2 separate regions of the Homo sapiens genome follow, and region 2 is linked to region 1. The links are chromatin loops, found by intact Hi-C in ENCODE. Cell type or tissue: GM12878. All regions are shown on one strand.

The links. Hi-C counts contacts between places; a loop is a spot of excess contacts. Peaks named below come from ENCODE experiments on the same cell type or tissue, not always from the same donor. Only the 100,000 strongest peaks of a DNase experiment are listed, where the experiment ranks them.
Region 2: it touches region 1 in a loop (7-fold over the local background); 9 of 110 quality-filtered maps call a loop at or near these places.

The regions. Positions count from the first base shown.
Region 1 is chr5:101,042,005-101,050,004 of GRCh38, reverse strand. No RefSeq gene overlaps it. Among named protein-coding and RNA genes, the nearest start is that of ST8SIA4, 140 kb to the right of the region's middle. In GM12878, no CTCF peak of the experiment used is centred here; a DNase peak (open chromatin) is centred at 4,102.
Region 2 is chr5:100,770,399-100,778,398 of GRCh38, reverse strand. No RefSeq gene overlaps it. Among named protein-coding and RNA genes, the nearest start is that of MIR548P, 42 kb to the left of the region's middle. RefSeq lists enhancers at 592-661, 433-1,632. In GM12878, a CTCF peak has its summit at 3,454 (motif pointing left); a DNase peak (open chromatin) is centred at 528; H3K4me3 peaks cover 412 bases; H3K27ac peaks cover 1,733 bases.

The DNA of each region.
Region 1 (8,000 bases):
TTACAAGGAGAATTACAGGGTTTTAGAAGTCCATGGACAAGCTACTCCTTAACTATGAATACTAGGCTCTTTTTTGCTTCCAGCTTAATTGGGTATTGGTTTCAGTTGGGAAAATGACTGGGGTCTTTAAGCTGTATTTTGACTGGCACTGCCATTCTAGCCTTTCCAGGCATCCCAGTATACCATGCTAGGGCGTTGACTTGTTTCTTGACATGTCCTGGAACATTGTCTGCATCACTGACCATTAGCAATCTTGGTGGGCTGTTCTTAAATCACTCCAGTGCCCCTATTTTAATCATAGTATCCCATCCAAACAGGGGGACCAGGCAGCTTGGTACTATTAGAAATTCCTACTGGAAAATTTGTTTTTCAAATTAGCCAGTTAAAGGAGGGGCAAAATGCCTGACTTTATCTTTCCCTTCCATTCCTATAACAATCATGGTCCTAATGGAGGGTTTTCCTGCATAAGCAGTAAGGACAAAGTAACTTACTCCTGTGTCAAAAAGAAACAATTTGTGTACCCATTACAACCAGTAACCCAGGGGTCCTCAGTAGTAATGGTGATGTTCCAGGACAGCGGCAGTGAGAAAGGCCCCAGGATCCTTCAGTCTTCATCTAGTTCCTCCTTTTGCAGTGCTAGAGTCTTGACTGACTGAGTAGGGGAAGCCAATTCTCCAGTGCCAGGGGTCATGACTGGTCCCTTCACAATGATGGAAGGAGGCTGGCAGGGACTTAGTGCAATCCTTTGCCCAGTGTTCATTTTTCTTGCACTTGGAGCAAGAGCCTTTGCTGGCATTGTCTTTATGGCCCTTTGGGTTTCCCTTGGACATTCTTTGAGCATTCAGGGCATTGCAAATGACAGCTGCCATAATATTGGCTTGCCATTTTTCTTAACTCTGTTCTCATTTTTCCTTCTCCTTGTCACAATTTTTATATACTATAAAGGCTGTATCAATAAGCTGATTTTGATTACTTTGTGGTCCCATTTGCAATTTGGGGGGTTTGCACCTGATGCTTAGGAAGACTGGCTGATAAAATGCTGTGTCATTAGCATCATACCCTAGGGAGATGAAGGGTATAAATTTACATATTTCCTGAAGGCCTCTTCTAACCTCCCATGAAATACACCTGCCATGAAACACAGCTGGATTTTCTTCCTTTCCTTGTGTGACTTCCCTGACATTGTTATAATTTATGGCCTTGGTTATCCCTTTTTTCATTCTTCCAAGGAGTCCCTCAAGAAACTGCTCACTTGTTCATTCAGACAGGGGTATTATAAACCCAATTTGGGTTGGTGGTGGGCACCATGTCTGGGTCCAGGTGATTGCCCTGGGGTTTTGGACAAACATATGGTCCACCTCATGGGGGGCAGCCTCAAAAATCTTTTTCTTTTCCATAGAGGTGAAACAGGTTGCCAAAATGAATTGGACATATCTCCATGATAAATCAAAAGCCAGAGACAAAGTTTGGAAACTGTCTGCAAACCTGCCAGGGTCCTCAGAGTACCTTCCCAATTTTTCCTTACATTGTTGGTTATCAGTTATGGAAAATGGGTCTTGCACTTGAACTGGCCCTTCTACTCCTGCTATTTCCCTGAGAGGCAATTGTACTGGGGGAGCTGCTGAGTAGAGTGTTACATTTTGGGTGTGTTATGGGCTTAGGGTAATTTTTTCCTCTTCTGCCTGGCCTTACATGGTTGGAGCATTTGGCAAAAGGTTATACGGGGCAGCTGTAGTTCCTCCTGAGAGACAAATGGCCTTTATAGGAGGGGTCATCCACAATGTTCAGCTCAGTCTTAGGATTTTCTTTTTGAGGGACAGTCTTAGAAGCTGTACAGATGAAAGGATTATGAAAGGTGTTACCTATAGTGGTCTGCCCCAAGGAGGGCCTATTTGTTTCAGACGTCTCTGAACTTAGAGTGTCTCTGACCTTAAAGTGTCATGCATCTCTGACCTTAGAGTGGGTATCAGTGCTGTTTTGAATGTTTTCCCACCATAGGCAATCGAATGGTCTACTATGATTCCCTCAGTGCTGGGATATAACGCTCAGCTTTTTGCGTCAGACCAAGTGAGATAAGCTTCTTCAGCCTGTAACCCTCGTTAAACAAGGGACCTCGCAATATACCTTAAACTATTAATGAAATCAGAGGTATGTGTCAACAAACAAAAATTCTGGGTTCTCATGAAAAAATAATTCATACTTAAAACAGGAGTCCTTTGCCCCACTATGAGAAAAGGAATATAAAGCAGTCCCAAAATTTGGGCTTACCTCCTGGCTGTCTTGCCAAAATGCAGTACCGGATAGAAGGTCTTGACTGAGAATTGTTCAGATTCTGGGCGGGTTGAACAAAGAATTGAAAAAACCGCACAAAAAGAAGAAGCAATGAAAGACAAGCAACAGAAGAACAGGGTAATAAAGGCACAGATTTATGGAAGAAGCGAAAGTACAATTCACAGAGTGGGAACAGACTTGAGCAAGCACCTCCAGAGCCTCTCTAATGCAATGCTCCCCAGGGTTTTTATAAAGCCAAAATAACTTGGCAGCACCCCCCACGTGCCCTTTAGAGGCCTCCAATTGGTAACAGCCTATGAAGGATTGGCCTGTGACCAATCAGATGCTAAAGTAGAGGCCTGGCCCACAGTCAATCAGAGGCTAAAGTGGAAACTTCTGTCTTGTTACTACAGGAAAGGATGTGGCCTGTATACTGCCTAATCTTGCTTAGAACTAGCTGCACCTGTGGTTTTTTTTGATACTGCCTTAACCCTTAGTTACTCTAATTCCCTATTGTTCTGCCTCAAAACCACATCCAAACCATATTAGATGCCTATTAAGAGTTTTATTAAAAGTCTTAAGTAGCAATGATTATGAAGTTTAACCCATGCAACAGCCCTTTCAGGCTTCTTTTGTCTCCATCAACACCATTTTCTCAGGAGTCCTTTAGAACATTTCATTTCAAATGAGTGGGAACTAGAAAGTACCATGTAAAGAAATTGATTCATAGAGATTATTTCAGCATGCACATTCACAATTATGGTGTGGATACTATAAAAAATACAATTGGTGTCAATATATGCCTATTTTTATTACATATTCAGAAAAAGAGATTGTCAGATAGCCAAATATACAGTATTTGGTCCCTATGACAAAACAGCCTTCCAAATGATGTCATTTTCAAAATATTTAGGAAAAAACTATATAACATAAAATACTTTCTGAGAAAAATATGGATTACATTTCCAGGGTGTATCAAGGGTTAATGGCCTTACTACCTTTATCCTGGAATAAACAGTTGGTATATTAAGCCATTTTTGTTCTGCAGCTAACTTTATGTTGTATGGTCTTGGCAATAATGTGAGGATGGAAGCTGAGTATCTAACACTGTCAACATCAATTTTAATGATTTCTTTTCAAATATCAAAATCACAATGTCAAAAAATTACAAGAGTATGAATATCTTTGCAGGAATGGGTTTGGGTCTTGTTTTACTTTATAGGAGTAATTTCATATCACTTCATGTTATAGTATTTCTTCCTTAATAATGTGCCCATAAGTATAGACCCGAGGTATTTTTTTGACGTACGTTTTAGTAAGTTAATAAACATGCCACCTAGCACTTAAAAAAGAGTAGGTGGAGGTTTCTGTTTTAAACAATCCTAATCCTAACTTTAATCATTTGCTATCTTATCTAATTTTTATTTTGGATTCTAAGTTTGTACTAATAGAGTTTTCTGAAATTTTTGTTTTATGTGTTAAGAATTCTACTTCCAGCCATAACTTACATGTACAATAAAAGCAAAGCATTAGATGAAAATCAAATATGAAATAGTTTAGTACAAGAGGAAGATATATTTATGCACACTCTTAAGAAGTATCCTGTAAAATCTACATATGAACTTCTTGAAAAAAACAAAAATGTGCTAATAAACATTATTCTGCGTGTCTAAATTAATAAATATGGGGAAATAAAGGTTAATGGTGCTCTAGGAATAAAGCTGTTGTTTGTGTTTGATTAAACTATTACTCCTACGATGTATTTAAATTAGCAATTGTATTCTACTGATTTGATTTTGAAGCAAGAAAATAGTAGGAAACATTAAGAACAGAAGGTGGCAGGGTTCTCTTGGAAATGTGTTTCTGTTAATGAATGAATGCACTGTCCTTAGATATTTTTTACATAATATATACAAAAAAGATCAGATTGTTATACTCAGTACTGCAGATATTAAAGTGACATTTTAATCACATTTGATTATGTCTGTATAGCGACATTTTGTTTTATAATTGTCAGATATACATTTTCCAAGTTTTAAGCTACTGGAAACCAAAAATATTTACGTTCCTACTATTTTCTACTAAAATATTTGCCAGAGATGGCTTCATATTTCTGTTAGAATAACACACTACCTACAGAATTTCCCCTTATATACTCCTTAAGGTTTATTTTATGAACTTTGGCAAAATGACATCTTTTATATTACTTTCTGTATTCATTTGAAGCAGCAAGAAGTTTAATTTCTTTCCAGCATAAAAATATAAAAATAAGTTTAAAATGAAAATATTCCTTGTTTCATTGATACTTGCCTTATATTTTAGTATAATTAAAGAAATGTTTGTAGTTTTATAGTAGATAAATAGATGGTATAAAATAATTTTAATGAAGGCTATTGGGAACTGATAGTCCTTCTAATTAATTACATTATTCAAGCTAAAGTAAATACAGGAATGTTAGTCTACATAGTGTTTCCATTAATTTAAAATTAATTCAGTTTTCATTAAGAGTCATAAGGCCCTGCCAACAGTGGTCATTAGCCACTGTTTTGAAAGACAGAAACCTCACTTTTCTTCATGTATGCTTAAAACCGAAATATTTCCATATTAAATGGCCAAAATGGCCAAACCTTCCATAAATTACTATTTTTTAAAGATATTATAGTCTAAGCTAAAAAGAATAGAAAAAAACAACAATATAACCAAATAACAAAGCCCCACTTCTGTTTTATAATGTGAAATAGCTCTAAATATCTGAGGTGATGAGCATTCTGCAAGTCTTAGAGGAAATAATGCCTAATCTTTGCCTCAGCATGTGATTTCTTCATTGTCTAATTTCATTCACTCATTTTACAAATATTCAATCATAATTATTCTTCTTATTGCCAAAGTTTAACATTGTTAAACCATAATCTAAATATATGATTTAAGCTGAACTGACTCCATAATTTTGTTTTGAGGCTAAAAAAAAGTGCAACAAAGTTGAAGAATTTGTCACCTCCCAGAGACTGCATATCTTCCCTTACCTAACGTGACAGGCAAGGTTATTTCAAAGATATGAATACAAAATAACTAGTAATGCCTAAATCTTTCTAAAAGTTTGAAAGAAAAAAACATAAACAACATTGGTTTATGTTTATAAGGAAATAATTCTCATATGCATACAATTATAGTATTTGTAACAATAGGCTATTTATAGGACAGTGGTGAATTTGTGTTTTGATACCAACTATTTTCTTTTTCCTTTTATGTGATTGTAAAAGTAAAATATCTTCATAGGAAATGGGCAAATTCATTGCAGGAGGAAAAAGTAATTAGAATTAATTGCAACCTTGTCAGAGACATAACTTACTTTTAATAATATAGTATTTTTTCATTTTATTTTGCCAACATTTCTACTAATCTGTACTTTCAATGAAATGAAAAAAAAATTCTAGGTGCCATATGCTGTTATATAAATTTAATATGTATATGTAAAACAACAAATTTACATAATGTACATCATTATTTTTTGTTTTATACGGATAAGAAATCTGACATAGAGATTAAGCCATATAAGCAAGGTTACTGAGTTAGTAAGTAGTCAAGTCCAGGACTGAACCAAGAGGCAAGTCCTTAACTTTAGAATTGTCCCACCACATGAACTGAGTCACAATGAGCCAATCAAAAAAGTTAATTGTCAGAGAGACCCAGTAGCCACTTAGTTTTAATAAGAAGAAGGTATACTAGCAAAATTAAAATTCTCAAAAGACTGATGAAATCTATATAAGTAATAATAACATTCTTAAGGAATTTAGGTGTTTAGGTACAACCAAGAAACATCCACACCCATACAATGTCAAACACACACACAAACACACACAAACACACACACACACACACACACACACACACACATTTTCTAAAGCTAAAACAGATATTTTTCCAATTTAAAAAGTCAGTGGATAAGCTGAAGGAGGCAGTTCTCAACATTTAGAGTTTATTTATTGGCTTGAAATATCACATAAAATTAATTTTAACAATAGTGTAGCACATGTATAAAATTATGAAAATTAGGAGATAACAGAGATGGAGGATAAATCAAGAACTGGTGAGAAAAATAAGATGAAGAAAGAGAAAAATTGAGAAGGCACAACAATTTTAAAATATTTTGAGAAAATATTTCTATATAAAATCCTTATATAAATATGAAAAGTCAAAAGATCCCAATGGATTCAAGGATGGTTTTTTAGCTTCTGACAAAATTCTGAATTCTTATGCTAAAGGAAAGAATCTTACTACACTGAAAGCAACTGCAAGTCAATAGAAAATTTTGTTAAATTCCCTTTGGCCTGTGCTCCCTGTTAATTCATGAACCAGGTGCCTCCCATCCAAAGTCCATTTCCTTCCATTTCCATTGGTCAAACTGATATACTATAATCTGGCTCAAAATTTTCACCACTTCATATTAAAGATGATTCAACAAGATCCAAGTATGAGGTTATCGTCTTGGGGTTTTTTCCAACCCTCCTTTTTTTCTCTTCCCAATAGTGCCTTACCCTAATATTATGAATAATAGGTCTGAAAAACAATCCTCATAGTATCAATCTGTAAAAACACACACGATCAGATTGTTAGCAAATCAGAATAAAATGATTAAAGCTGTAACTCAATACCAAGTTTCATTAATAGTTTCAAAGACACAATCATTCAAGAGGCACAGACAGAGCTGGGAGAGATTTGGGGCATTTAGCACGATGTTATATAATGTCTTTTCTTTCTAGATCAAACATGGTCTGGGTTAGATGGATAAATAAGATTTCAAGTTGTGAGGTGTATTAGCCATCAAATATCATCTTTGAATCAGATAGTTGCAAAATTTATGTGATATTCTTCAGTGAACTAAATCACAATAATCCATTTATTCCAGGCTTACTTGCCATAGCATGCTAGACAGGTACATTCTGTGAAAGCATTTAATAGATAAGGACTTTTCTGCTACCAAAAACAAATTAGTTTGAATGTGGAGAGATGCATTATTAATATACTCAAAAGAGATTAGATAAAATAAACTACCTTATTTCTTCCACAGTAGAATCTGCCTGCTGCCCTCCTTCCCCTGGAGTAACTGAAGACAGAAGATCGTGATTTAACCACTTGAACCTTACCTTCTCAATATTAAAAAGAAGGCCAAGTGAAATCTATTCCAACAAAAGAAGCGTAGTTAGGTATTAGGAAATCTAAGAAAAAATTCATTATGGTATCAAAATTCAGGAGAAAATAATATAAATATATTTATGTAGAAAACCCACTTTGCTAGTTCAATATACATATTTTTACTCAGTTAAAAATACTTTTCAACAATATGTGATGTTTTATGTCAGTTCGCCCAGGCTGGAGTGCAGTGGCGCGGTCTCGGCTCACTGCAAGCTCCGCCTTCCGGGTTCCCGCCATTCTCCTACCTCAGCCTCCGGAGTAGCTGGGACTACAGGCGCCCGCCACCGCGCCTGGCTAATTTTTTTTTGTATTTTTTTAGTAGAGATGGCGTTTCACCGTGGTCTCCATCTCCTCACCTCGTGATCCGCCCGCCTCGGCCTCCCAAAGTGCTGGGATTACAGGCGTGAGCCACCGCGCCCGGCCAGAAGTCAGCTTTTTTCTTAATGTAAGTAAGCTTGAGACTTTCCTGTTGAAGAGAGGAACAAAACAAGAATGCACCATGTTTTTACTGCTATTTAAGATTGTTTTGAAAGTGT
Region 2 (8,000 bases), 270 kb after region 1:
GGATAAGTCAAAGATAACGCCCATGTTTCTAATTTGTGAAACAATATAGAGAGTGATATAATTCACTGAGGCAAAGGACACCAGAAAAGAATCAGATTGAAGAGTGGTAAATCAAGAACCCTGTGTATGGTAAGTTGAACTGCTGTAACTTTTTTGTGTTAATGTGTAATTATTAAAGAACCAGTTGAATATTGAATGTACTGATCTGGAGCCGAGAGGTTTGAATTAGAGATGTGGTTGCTATTCAGCGGGGAGAATCAGGAAGCAAATTCACCAAGGAAAAGGTATTCTCCAAGTGCAACATGATCAGAACAGGCTGGAAGCCAGAAATATTACATAGGATGCACATGTAAAGCTTACGGATGGGGAGCTGAAATTTTAACTGGAACCAAGAGAGATATGCTGCCAAATAAATGAATTGAGAAATCTTTAACTTAGTAGCAACATTTAAAGCCATAGAGGTATATACAATGTATAAGAGAGAAAACATAGAAAGGGAACAGAAACTTGGCAGAGGGCCCCATTTATGGAGCAGACGGCAGAAGAGAAGCTGAAACAGGAAATGAAGAAAGCATGAGTCACTGGGAAGCAAAACTTTAAAATGCAACTTCAGAAGAATCAAAGGAAGATAGTTTTAAGATAGCCCCAATAAACATTTAAAAAGTACCTCAGAGAAACCAAAGAAAAGAGCTTAGACATACCCCATGAAATTAGCAATTTTATCATACTTGAAGGCAGTGATGGAGTCTATAGTCAACTTGTAAGTAATGTGGGAAGTCTATAGATATTTGTCAAAATCTTTACTGGTTGTTTTCCCAAGGATCCAAATTCTTCCTTTTAAACAGTATGTCTTTATCTCTGGAATCAACATGAGAATATCAGAAAAACAAAATATTCTCTTTTAACATTTGTCATAATAATGTATATGCAGGACAATACGTTATAAGCATTTATATTAGTTATACATGTTACCAGTTATCTGAATTACATTAAAATTAGCATCTCCATTTCCAGGTGGATATTTTAAGGCCAAGGAAATGTCAAATGACTTGCCTTTTGTTCTGGTAAATCAGAGAAAATGGGCCTATCACTTAATGTTAATAGCACTTGGAATGCCTTCCAATTTATTTTAATTAAGGTCTTCATTTTCTGTGCATTTTTATATAATTTATTTTAAAATAATTTATAGCAAGGGAAAATTGTGATTTATTAAGAATAATCAGGACTTAATTCAGGCTAATATAACAGAATACCAAAGACTGGGTGGCTTAAACAACAAACTGTTTTTTTTTTGTTTTGTTTTGTTTTGTTTTGTTTTTGAGATGGAGTCTTCCTCTATTATCCAGGTTGGAGTGCAGTGGTGTGATCTCAGCTCACCACAACCTCCGCCTCCCAGATTCAAGCCATTCTCCTGCCTCAGCCTCCTGAGTAGCTGATTACAGGTGCGTGCCACCATGCCCAGCTAATTTTTGTATTTTGAGTAGAGACGGGGTTTCACTATGTTGGCCAGGCTGGTCTTGAACTCCTGACCTCGTGATCCACCTGCCTTGGCCTCCCAAAGTGCTGTGATTACAGGCGTGAGCCACTGCACCCTGCCAAACAACAAACATTTATTTCTCACCATCCAGAGGCTGGGAGGTCCAAGATCAAGGTGCTAGCAAATTCAGTGTCTAGTGAAGGCCTTCTTCCTGATTTTCAGATGACTGATTTCCTGCAGTATCCTCACATAGTGAAGAGAGAGGGAGTGAGCACTCAAGGTCTCTTCTATAAGGGCACAAGTCCCATTTATTAGGGCTCCACCCTTATGGCCCAATCACCTTCCAAAGGCTTCATCTCCTAATTACATCACATTGTGGGTTAGGATTTTAACATATAAATTTGGCGGTGATACAAACATTTAAGCCACAACAAACCACAAATAAATAAATGCTTCCAAACTTATTAAGAGCATTCTTCTCTCCTTTAAATTAATGTTGACATTAGAATTCACTAAAGGAGACCAAATTTTTTTTGTATTCTGCTGTTGTGACTCAGCAATACATACTTCTTCAATCAGCCTCTCTTGTATGAGCCTTATATTTCACAAACAATGGTTTGTGAAAGAAGTGTATATAATATATATAATTATGGCAAAGAAACATTGTGATTTGTTAAGAATAATCATGTCTTAGTTTAGGCTGCCGTTACAGAATACCATAGACTGGGTAGCTTAAAATATAAATAATATATATTTTTGAGTAAATGCATCAGAGACATTTAAAAATATTTTAAGCTTTAGGGTAGAGTTGTGGTAGGGAAAAGTTTGTATTTCTTTACCTGTGCCACTGCATCTTCAAAAAAAAAAAAAAAAGGAACTAAGTTATATATATTAAAGGAAATGTGTCACGTTAGTAGACCTAATTTCCTTTTCTTGATGCTTATTATCGGAATGGATTATTGCTTAATGAAAATTTTTAAAAAGGGGACCTCCTTCTACCCTGGGAATTTTTACAACATTTTGAAGAGCAAAGCTTAGTTTAAAAAGAATTTCCTTTGAATTTAAAAGCTGTTTTAAACATTGAGCACGTGCATTTTTATATGCATTTGTAGGCAAATGTCACACTTTCAGGCTTTAGCACCCTCTGGCCTCTACCCACAATGTCACTCTGCATGCCTCAGAAAACACAAAGAAGTAATGCCACTGGATAAATAACTTGAAGTGAGAGACCCTGTTCATTGCTGTGAGAAGCCAGCGATTTGTTTGACTCCTGCAGGGACCAGCCCTACAGGGTCCATGGGTCTCTCCCCGTGTGCGACGATGAGAGAGTGTAGAAATAAAGACACAAGACAAAGAGATAAAAGAAAAGACAGCTGGGCCTGGGGGACCACTACCACCAACGCGCGGAGACCAGTAGTGGCCCCGAATGTCTGGCTGCGCTGTTATTTATTGGATACAAAGCAAAAGGGGCAGGGTAAAGAGTGTGAGTCATCTCCAATGATAGGTAAGGTCACGTGGTTCACGTGTCCACTGGACAGGGGGCCCTTCCCTGCCTGGCAGCCAAGGCAGAGAGAGAGAGGAGACAAAGAGAAAGACAGCTTATGCCATATTTCTGCATATCAGAGACTTTTAGTACTTTCACTAATTTTCTACTGCTATCTAGAAGACAGAGCCAGGTGTACAGGATGGAACATGAAGGTGGACTAGGAGTGTGACCACTGAAGCACAGCATCACAGGGAGACGGTTAGGCTTCCGGATAACTGCCGGCAAGCCTAACTGATGTCAGGCCCTCCACAAAAGGTGAAGGAACAGAGTCTTCTCTAAACTCCCCCAGGGAAAAGGAGACTCCCTTTCCCGGTCTGCTAAGTAGCGGATGGTTTTCCTTGACACTTTTCGCTACCGCTAGACCACGGTCCGCCTGACAATGGGGGTCTTCCCAGATGCTGGCGTCACCGCCAGACCAAGGAGCCCTCTGGTGGCCCTGTCCGGGCATAACAGAAAGCTCTCACTCTTGTCTTCTGGTCACACCTCACTATGTCCCCTCAGCTCCTATCTCTGTGTGGCCTGGTTTTTCCTAGGTTATGATTATAGAGCGAGGATTATTATAATATTGGGATAAAGAGTAATTACTACCAACTAATGATTAATGATATTCATATATAATCATATCTAAGCTCTATATCTGGTATAACTATTCTTGTTTTATATTTTATTATACTGGAACAGCTCATGTCCTTGGTCTCTTGCCTCGGCGCCTGGGTGGCTTGCCACCCACAGACTCCTTGCTCTAGCAATAACATTTCTCTTGTCACCAAGCATCAGTAACATGTAAGGTCTATCAATAAAATATAATATGATGTTTGCTTCAAAAATGCACAATTTTTATACCACATTTTTGGATCATCTTCATTTTATCATTCTCTTAAACCTCCTACTCACTTTCCTTCTTTGAAATTCAGTAATTTTATTTTTTATTGTCCATTTTGGATATTGATTTTTTTAGATCTTCTTTTCTTTTGTAATCGGCTGCCATTTTGACCCTTCATCCCACCACCACATACACCTTCTAAAATTTGATGAGCTCTGTCCTATGTACCATCCTCAGAAAGTTTCCTTCATTACACCTATATCTAAGAAAGTAGATCATAATATTTAAAAATATGTTTTTTCGATGTTGCACCTTTTTGTGGTAAAATGGTTTAATAATGATTTTTAACATTTTCTTGCAAAGATAAAGGAGAGTCTTTTATCACAATGTACAAATTGCTTATATTCAAGAACAGAATTTACAGCATCTAGAGTAGGACTCGAGGAATCTCTCTTCCCACTTAGACTCTATCCTCTCATCTACCCTGTCCCCGGAAGGCCCAGCTAATATTGCCTGACCAGTAAACTATGAAAACAAAAGTGAATGAGTCAATATATTTCATTAAGATTCCACTCAAAGGGCTGGGTGCGGTGGCTCACGCCTGTAATCCCAGCACTTTTGGAGGCCGAGGCGGGCAGATCACGAGGTCATGAGATCAAGACTATTCTGGCTAACACGGTGAAAACCCATCTCTACTAAAAATACAAAAAATTAGCTGGGTGTGGTGGCGGGCGCCTGTAGTCCCAGCTACTCCGGAGGCTGAGGCGTGAACCTGGGAGGCAGAGCTTGCAGTAAGCTGAGATCGCGCCACTGCACTCCAGCCTGGGTGACAGAGCAAGACTCCGTCTCAAAAAAAAAGAAAAAAGATTCCACTCAAAGAGAATTTCTACCTTGGGGCCAGTGTAGTTCAAGGTTGGGCTGATGATCTTATGCTAATTTCCTATTTTCTCTCCATCTATGTGTACTTTAAATCCTTTAAAATGTATGAGATGTAAAGTGTAGGAGAAATAAAAAGAAATTATTTTGCACACAGATGGTAATACATATATATGTACCATCACCCCCCAAGATATGGTCCTAACATAAGTGGATCCCAGAGAGGTCTGGACACTTTTGAAAATGATGAAGCCATAAATGGTAGTGAATAGAGCATGCGAGTGAGTATTGTGCCATATCTTCAAGTTTGATTTCAGGCAAGCAAATACAACCTCCATGGTATGAGCCTCAGAATTCCTTTTGGAAGCAGAAATCCGAGCAAGATTACAGATAAAAATGACCCTCCATTGGCTACCCAGTGTCACTGTAGTGCCTTGGTTAAAATAGGCTGCCAAATCACTTCAGGAGAGTTGTTTAATTCCATCCTGATCAAATTTTACAGGTCTGTGATTCAAATTATTCCATGTTGTCGGTTTCAAGACTTCATCAGGAATGAATTTGTTCTGCTTGGAGTCCTTAGTTAGTGTTTGAGAAAGACCTCTGTGATTAGCCAAATCAAAACCTTTCAGCTGCGGCAGCAGCCACATTCAGACTGAATTTCTGCAGCTGACTTATCTAACAAAACATTATCCTCTCTTTAATCAAAGGCCTAAACACATGATTTTGTTACTCACTTTCAGTAAATAATTGAACTGCGAGCAAACTGCAGAATGTGGAGGAGCTACGAAGAGACACACCCTATCCCCACTCCCCAGGTGGGGGTATCTCTTCATTGCCACTCCACATAAATCCTCTCAAATCCTCTCAGTCCTCTCAACCCAGCTACTCATTCAGGGTGACAGAAGTGAGGCCTTTAGAATACTTCTGCCAGGGGAGCAGCTGAATGCAGGCAATTCAAATGTGTGTGAAAAATCTTAACAGGAGCACATCAGGGAAGTCTCTGCCTGACCAAACAAAGGCACATCTCCCACATTTACCAGCCAGAATCTGCTTTAGGTTAATTGTTCTGCATATTGCAGGTAGCTTATTTCCTGGGGCTTCCAGGAGCCACAGCTTCTTTCCACTATATGCAGAAACTGGTGGAGCTAGGAAGACACTGGGTACATTTCCCAGGGTCTTGAAGGGGATTCTAAATAGCCATCTTGTTTTTTCCACAGACTTTCTTTTTTTAAAAAAGCTCAATGACTGGCATCTCTCCTAGCTTAAGCATGCACACAAGTATAAAATTCTGATTTCTTGTTTCATGCATGGATAGTTGTTTATTGTTATCATTTGCTGGTTGGCTAAGCTCATTGATGACTTTAGAAGGCAAGCAAGTACCTCTAGTTTACAGCTGAGTACCTTGGCTGGTGTGGAGCTGTACTGGATGGGAGCTTATTTGGATGTCTGGTGTTTGTTCACGGTTATATGATGCTCTTACTTCTGCTTCAAAAACAGCAATTAATCAAGACATCTGACAAGTACTCTAGGATTGCTTTAGAACATCTAGCTTCCCAGCATCACCTGCAACCCTTCCACAGCCCCTAAGAGAGTAATGTTTCACTAATATTGCAGAAAACGCATCTGGACGATAATCCTGTGGCAACTCTACTCATAACTGATATTTTTCTTCCTAAACATGCGTATTCTCTGCTTGATTCTTTTTGTGACAAACAGCAATTAGTTGATTTGATGTTAAAGGTGAAGTCTATGACATTCAGATAAGATAAAAATGAGAATACTTAACGAGTGTTGTATTATTTAATCTTTATAACTATGAAAGATGGGTACAGTTATCTTTATTTTATTATTGAAGAAGTAAAGCACAAAGAGGTTAAAATACAGCTGAAAACAATACTGTATTATTAGCAGACGTTTTTTCTCCTGTTATTTCCACCTTAATTTTCCAAACCAAGCAGTATATTCATCACTGTTTTAGGATGAGATTTTAGTAAAGAAATAGCCAGTCTCTGGCTTTTGCATGCCCCATGCCTAAATTTATTAATACAGTGTTTGAGGCAAATATTACAATAGAAATAGTGACTTTTAGGGAGAGAAAAAATATCAAAATTTAAAAGAAGGAAAATGCCTTCCCATCTCCCACCTTCTAACCCCAACCCCTGGCTAAAGGAAAATTCTCCCACTTTAGATATCTGTGCTTACGTGATGAGTAAGAAATAAAGCTAAAGGGGAAAAAAGATGAAAGTGGTCCTGAGTTGAGACTATTGCTTCCTCAGAAAAATGAAAGCGATAATTAATTGCTAATAGACTTGTGTTGTGCTTGGGACCACAGATAGCCTAGGAGAGAGTTTCACATCAGAGGTGACAAGCAGAGATGAGTCAAATTCATTTAAATGGGAATAACAAGATGAATGATTTTGCATGAAGAAGATGTATGTTAGGTGTCCCTTTTGTATTTGTAGAACTAGTGATGAATTTTGGAAGAAAGGTAAGTTTTAATTTAGAAATACTGAGTTTGTATGACAGCAACTCCTCCAGGATAAAATATCAAAGAAGCAAGTTGAAATGTGGTACTGGGAATTAGCAGAGAGAGCCAGACTAGGGACATCATTTTAAGAGTTAAGCATAAAGATTATGGTTAAAGTCATGAAAAATGATAACTGAAAAGGCACTTAATATAAGCAGCAGTCATGTTCCAGTTACTATTGTATTCCTAATTTCTTTTTTTAAAATTACTTTCATTTATTCCTTCCGTAATGTTCTTTTTTAAATTTTTTTTAATTTTTATTTTTTATTTTTATTTTATTATTATTACACTTTAAGTTTTAGGGTACACGTGCACAATGTGCAGGTTAGTTACATATGTATACATGTGCCATGCTGGTGTGCTGCACCCATTAACTCATCATTTAGCATTAGGTCTATCTCCTAATGCTATCTCTCCCCCCTCCCCCCACCCCACAACAGTCCCCAGAGTGTGATGTTCCCCTTCCTGTGTCCATGTGTTCTCATTGTTCAATTCCCACCTATGAGTGAGAACATGCGGTGTTTGTTTTTTTGTCCTTGCAATAGTTTACTGAGAATGATGATTTCCAATTTCATCCATGTCCCTACAAAGGACATGAACTCATCATTTTTTATGGCTGCATAGTATTCCATGGTGTATATGTGCCACGTTTTCTTAATCCAGTCTATCATTGTTGGACATTTGGGTTGATTCCAAGTCTTTGCTATTGTGAATAATGCTGCAATAAACATACGTGTGCATGTGTCTTTAT